Linked DNA regions of Homo sapiens: region 2 is linked to region 1. Evidence: read pairs that join two places in POLR2A ChIA-PET (ENCODE). Cell type or tissue: PC-3. All regions are shown on one strand. Links, peaks and the distances in the headings refer to the core of each region. The heading gives the core; the rest is flanking DNA. Region 1 has its middle 13 kb from the start of LINC01447. Region 2 overlaps ABCA13 (ATP binding cassette subfamily A member 13).

What was found. Peaks named below come from ENCODE experiments on the same cell type or tissue, not always from the same donor. Only the 100,000 strongest peaks of a DNase experiment are listed, where the experiment ranks them.
Region 2: POLR2A ChIA-PET joins it to region 1 with 13 read pairs; 1 of 35 experiments calls an interaction of 5 or more read pairs at or near these places.

The regions. Positions count from the first base shown.
Region 1 is chr7:47,633,158-47,635,967 of GRCh38, forward strand. No RefSeq gene overlaps it. Among named protein-coding and RNA genes, the nearest start is that of LINC01447, 13 kb to the left of the region's middle. RefSeq lists an enhancer at 1,518-2,229. In PC-3, for the core only: no CTCF peak of the experiment used is centred there; DNase peaks (open chromatin) are centred at 1,234 and 2,314; H3K4me3 peaks cover 753 bases; H3K27ac peaks cover 334 bases.
Region 2 is chr7:48,212,028-48,214,837 of GRCh38, forward strand. All of the region lies in intron 3 of ABCA13 (ATP binding cassette subfamily A member 13), which reads left to right. Among named protein-coding and RNA genes, the nearest start is that of ABCA13, 42 kb to the left of the region's middle. In PC-3, for the core only: no CTCF peak of the experiment used is centred there; a DNase peak (open chromatin) is centred at 1,454; H3K27ac peaks cover 1,968 bases.

The sequences.
Region 1 (2,810 bases), core at 191-2,690:
GGACAAACGCGGCAGGAGCCCCCAGCCTCTGAGCAACAGCAGAGTATCCTGCGCTGACAATATCTGAATGTCACATACTCTTTCTTTTTTTTTTTTTTTTTTTTTGAGATGGAGTCTTGCTCTGTTGCCCAGGCTGGAGTGCAGTAGCGCTATCGCGGCTCACTGCAAGCTCCGCCTCCCAGGTTCATGCCATTTTCCTGCTTCAGCCTCCCGATGTCACATACTCTTACAAGACAAAGCTCACAGTGAGGGGGGCAGGAGGGACTTCCACTGCTGGGGTCTGCTTTCCCTGCTTAGCGCCCTCACCTCCTCTTGAGCTTCCAACCTTCCGTCTCAGGCTTGTTCTCTCCAAGATGGTAAAACAGAGCTTTCTGTTTGTTTGTTTGTTTTTGAGACAGAGTCTCACTTTGTCACCCAGGCTGGAGTGCAGTGGCACTATCTTGGCTCACTGCAACCTCCACCTCCCAGATTCAAGTGATTTTCCTGCCTCAGCCTCCCAAGTAGCTGGGATTACAAATGTGCACCACCATGCCCAGCTAATTTTGTATTTTCAGTAGAGACAGGGTTTCACCATGTTGGCCAAGCTGGTCTCGAACTCCTGACCTCAAGTGATCCACCCGCCTTGGCCTCCCAAAGGGCTGGGATTACAGGCTTGAGCCAACACACCCGGCCTGTCTGCTTGTTTTTAACAGACATGTTTGCCTCTTCTTTTTTAAAAAAAGCAACACCACCCCCAACCCCAAATAAATCTCAAGAAAGAAAAAGACCTTGATCAATGACTCTTTTTCCTTTAATTTTAATGGAATGCATAAGGTTTAAAGTCAGAGAGAGGAGGGTTGGAAGCTTGGTCCATCTGGTACTTGCAGTGTAAACTTGGACAGGGAATCTCATCTCTAGTTTCCTCTTCTGTGAAATCGAGATAATCCTACCTTCTTCACAAGGTAACAACACAGATTAAACAAGATGATGAATATAAAATGCTTGGTCCCAGCCCTAGCTCATTGTACACAGCTGCTCCACATAAAGTATTGAAGTTACTATCATTGCTATTAACTCTGACTCTCTCTGGTCCTACAAGTGCTCCTTAAGGAGGCTCCTTTAGGATGACAGGGACTGTGTCCAAGGCTGAAGTTCTGCCTGTCCAAGGCTGGGCTAAGCCACCAGTCTGGTCAGTTCAGTGGGTGGTTACAGGGTTAGGGGCTTTGCTGGGATGAGTAGTCAGTTTACCTAAGTGTGCAATCAGTTCATCTTGCCAGGTCAGACATGCCAGCTACTGCTGAAAGTATGTGTATTTAAAGATTGTCTGAGTCTGCTCCAGCTGCCATAACAAAATACCACAGATGGCTTCAACAACTGAAATTTATTTCTCACAGTTCTGGAGGCCAGAAGTCCAGGACCAGGGTGCCAGCATGGTTGGGTCCTGGTGAGGACTCTCTTCCTGGCCTACAGACGTCCGCCTTCTTACTGTGTCCTCACATGGCTTTTCTTCTTCTGCCCTGGTTGGGAGAGGGGGAGAAAGAGAGAGGGCGGGGAGATCCCTTTCCTCTTTTTCTCCTTGTAATCCTGTGGTGGGTAGTCCCACCCTCTTGACCTCATCTAACCCCAATCACCCCCAAAGGCTCCATCTCCAGACACCATCTCATTCAGGATTAGGGCTTCAGCATGTGAGTTACGAGGGGACCACAAACATTCAATATTGGGTATCCTATTTCCCAAGAACGAATAGTCTTCAGGGGAGTGAGTGTTGAGATAGAATGACTTTTGCTTGGAGGCTCTCTGCCCCTCTTAGGGGGCTGCATGGATTCTCCATGGGCGCTGTTGCCCATGCATCTTCTCTGTGCAGCTTCCTGTGCCTGACTGTTTAGACCTCACCGCAATCCCGCATGTTGGTGCTGTTATGACCCCCCTTCTGCCAGGAGGAGAGCAGCTCAGGGAGAACTGGCGTGCCCAGACGACACAGCTAGGACGGGGCGGGGGCTTAATGGAGCCCAGAGCTCTGCGTGCAAGTCCAGGCTCATCCCCACCTGCTCCTCCACTCCCAGAGAGCCCCAGCCTCTCGTGGTGCGCTGGACGAACCTGTGCTGCTGCAGCTGGTGGCGGGTGTACTTCTGGGCGTGAACTTCACGCTCACTGGGAGCAGCCCATGCACCGGCCCCCTCGGTGCGCTCAGGTCTCAGGTGCCTCCGGGAAAGAGGAGAAGGCAGCTGTCTCTGCGCTGTCCCTGAGCCTGATGCCTGTCTGGAATCCTACTGATGAACTGTGAGGACCAGGCTGGCAGCAGCCAGCTCATTAGGTCTTGTCCTCTGAGAAACGCCTGGCAGAGGGCGGGGCAGCCGGCCAGGAGCAGCGCTGGGAGGAGGGTGTTTGTTTTTGACACAGAAGAGCTGGAGAACACTGCCATTCGTGAGCTGACCTGGAAATGCTGGCGGCCCCTTGGCAAGGGAGCTGAAAAGGGCAGCCCCCTCTGTGGAAGGTGGTCGAGGGGTGGTGCTGGGTTGTCTGAGAAGACATGGGCTGGGCCTAGGTGAGACTGAGCAGAGCGTGGGAGCCCAGGGAAAGGTTCAGGGCCAGGACAGGGAAGGAGGGAGGGGAAGAGGGAGGGAAGACAGGAGAGAGAGGAGAGGGAAGCAGGGGGGAAAGGAGAGATGGGGGAGAAGAGAGGGGAGAAGGAAAGAAGAGGAGGGAGGAAGGAAAGGAGAAGAGGAGTGAAGGAGGGAGAAAGGAGACAGGAGGAGAGGAAGAAGTGAGGGAAGGAGAGAAGGGAGTAGGGAGAAGAGGGGAGAAGGGGAGAAGGGAGGAAAGGGAAGACG
Region 2 (2,810 bases), core at 251-2,750, 580 kb after region 1:
CAGTTCTTGTGGCCTGCCTGCCACTCAAATTTATTTGGGATCTCAAACCACTTTATCAGCCTGTAGTGAGGCCAGCCAGGACTTGGATACCTCTTGCTGTGGCACAGGATGCTCATCTGGCTCAGGGCTGGTCTAAATGCTCCCTCTGTGGGCACCAGTAGAATTCTGCCCTTTGTTGCATTCTATTGTGATAGGGCAGCACTGAGTTTCAGTACAAAGATTCACACTTAGTTTGCTCTCCCTCCCTCAAGCACACAGAATCTTTCTCCATGCTGCACTGCCTGGGATTGAGTGAGGAGAGGTAGGCAACGCAAGACTGTCCTTTCTATCTTCTTCAGTGCCTCTTTCCATCTTAAATGTTATGAACATTAAAAAATAAATCTGTGTGTGGACAAATATTTTAATTTTTCTTGGGTTAATACCTAGGAGTAGAATTCTTGGGATAAATGTTTAGTGTATGTTTAGCTATATAGTGTATGTCCAGGCTGTTTGTTCGAAAGTGTTGTGCAATTTTATACTCCCAACATCAATACATAAGAATTCCAGTTGCTCCACATTCTTGCTAACACTTATTATGTTGTTCTCTTTAATTTTAGCCATTATACTGTTGTATTGTGCTTTCTAATTGTAGTTTTAATTTACATTTTCTTGATCAGGAATGATGTTAAGCATCTTTTTATGTGTTTATTGGCCATTTCAATATTTTTTGAGGAAAGTGTCTGTTTAAATATTTTATGCAATTGATTTTTTATTTTTGGTTTTATTGAATTCTTAGAGTTTTTTTACATATACTGGTCACAAGTCTTTAATCATATGTATACATATTATACATGTATTGCAAATATTATTTTCTCATTTGTGCTGTGTCTTTTGAAGAGCAAGGGTTATTTTGATAAAATATAATTTATCACTTTTTTCTATTTTGAGTAGTGCTTTTTGTGTTTTTCTTTAACAAAGAAATATTTGCCTAATATTTTTGAAGATTGTTCAGATTTTTTCCTGTATTTTCTATGTTTAATAATTTTAGCTTTTGTTTATAGGTACAATTTATTTTCAGTTTATTTCTTTCTATGGTGTGATGTAACTTTTGAGGTTTATCTTTTTACATATGTATATACAATTCTAGTAGCATTTGTTGAAAAAGCTATTCTATTTCATTAAAATACATTGGGACCTTTGTTTAAAATCAGTTGATTTGTTAATAGTATGAAGGGCTGTTTTTGGACTCTCAGATCTTGTAGGTTTCATTTCACAACATCAGAATATAGCAAATATTGCAATAAAGTGAGTCACATAAATTTTTTAGTTTTCCATTGCATATAAAAGTTATGTTTACACTATATTGCAGTCTGTTAAGTGTGCAATAGCATTGTCTAAAAAATGTACATAACTTAAATAAAGGAACACTTTATAGCTAAAAAATGCTCATGATCATCTGAGCCTTCAGTGAGTCAATCTTTTTGCTGGTAAAGATCTTGTTTTGTTGCCGATGACTGCTGACTGATCAGGGTGGTGGTTGCTGGAGGTGGAAGTGGCTGTGGCTATTTCTTTAAGTAAGACAGAAATGAAGTTTACTGCATCATTGACTGTTTCTTTCATGAAAGATTTCTCTGTAGCATATGATGCTGTTTTATAGCATTTACTTACAGTGGGACTTCTTTCAAAATGAGAGTCAATCTTCTCAAACTCTGTCACTGACTTACCAACTAACTTTATGTAATATTCTAAATCCTTTGTTATCATTTCAGTAATGTTCACAGCATCTTCACCAGAAGTAGATTCCATCTCAAGAAACCACTTTGCTTGCTTATCCATAAGAAGCAACTCCTCATTCATTAGTTTTATTATGAGATTGCAACAATTCTGTCACATCTTAAGGCTCCACTTCTAATTCTAGTTCTTTTGCTATTTCCATCACATCTGCAGTTACTTTCTCCACTGAAGTCTGGAACCCACTCAAAATCATCCATAAATTTGAATCACTATCTATGACTCTATAGCTTTATGAAATTCATTTCTTAAATAATAAGATTTGAAATTTGAAGTTACTTCTTGCTCCACGTGCTGCAGACTGGATGTTTGTTAGCAGGCTTGAAAACATTAATCTCCTTGTACGTCTTCATTGGAACTCTTGGATAACTGGCTGCATGGTCAATGAGCAGTGATATTTTGAAAACAACATTTTTTTCTGAGCAGTAGGTTTTGACAGTGAGTTTAAAATATACAGTAAAACATGCTGTAAACAGAGGTGCTGCCATCTAAGCTTTGATATTCCATTTATAGAGCACAGAAGCAGTTGATTTAGCATAGTTCTTAAGGGCCCTAGGATTTTTGGAATGGTAAATAAACACTGGCTTCAACTTAAGGTCACCAGCTGTGTTAGCCCCTAACAAGAGAGTCAGCCTGTCCTTTGAGACTTTGAAGGTAGGCATTGACTTCTCCTCTCCGGTTAATGAAAGTCCTAGATAGCATCTTCCAATGCAAGGCTGTTTCATCTGCATTGAAAATCTGTTGTTTAGTGTAGACACTTACACCAATTATTTTAGCTAGATCTTCTGGAGAACTTGCTTCAGCTTCTATATCAATGCTTACATCTTCACCTTGTACTTTTATGTAATGGAGACGGCTTCTTTCCTGAAACCTCATGAACCAACCTCTGCTAACTTCAGACTTTCCTTCTGCAGCTTCCTCACCTCTCTCAGGCTTCATAGAACTAAAGAGAATTAGGACCTTTCTCTGGATTAGACTTTGGCTTAAGGAAATGTTGTGGCTGATTTGATCTATCCAGACCTCTAAAACTTTTTCCATAT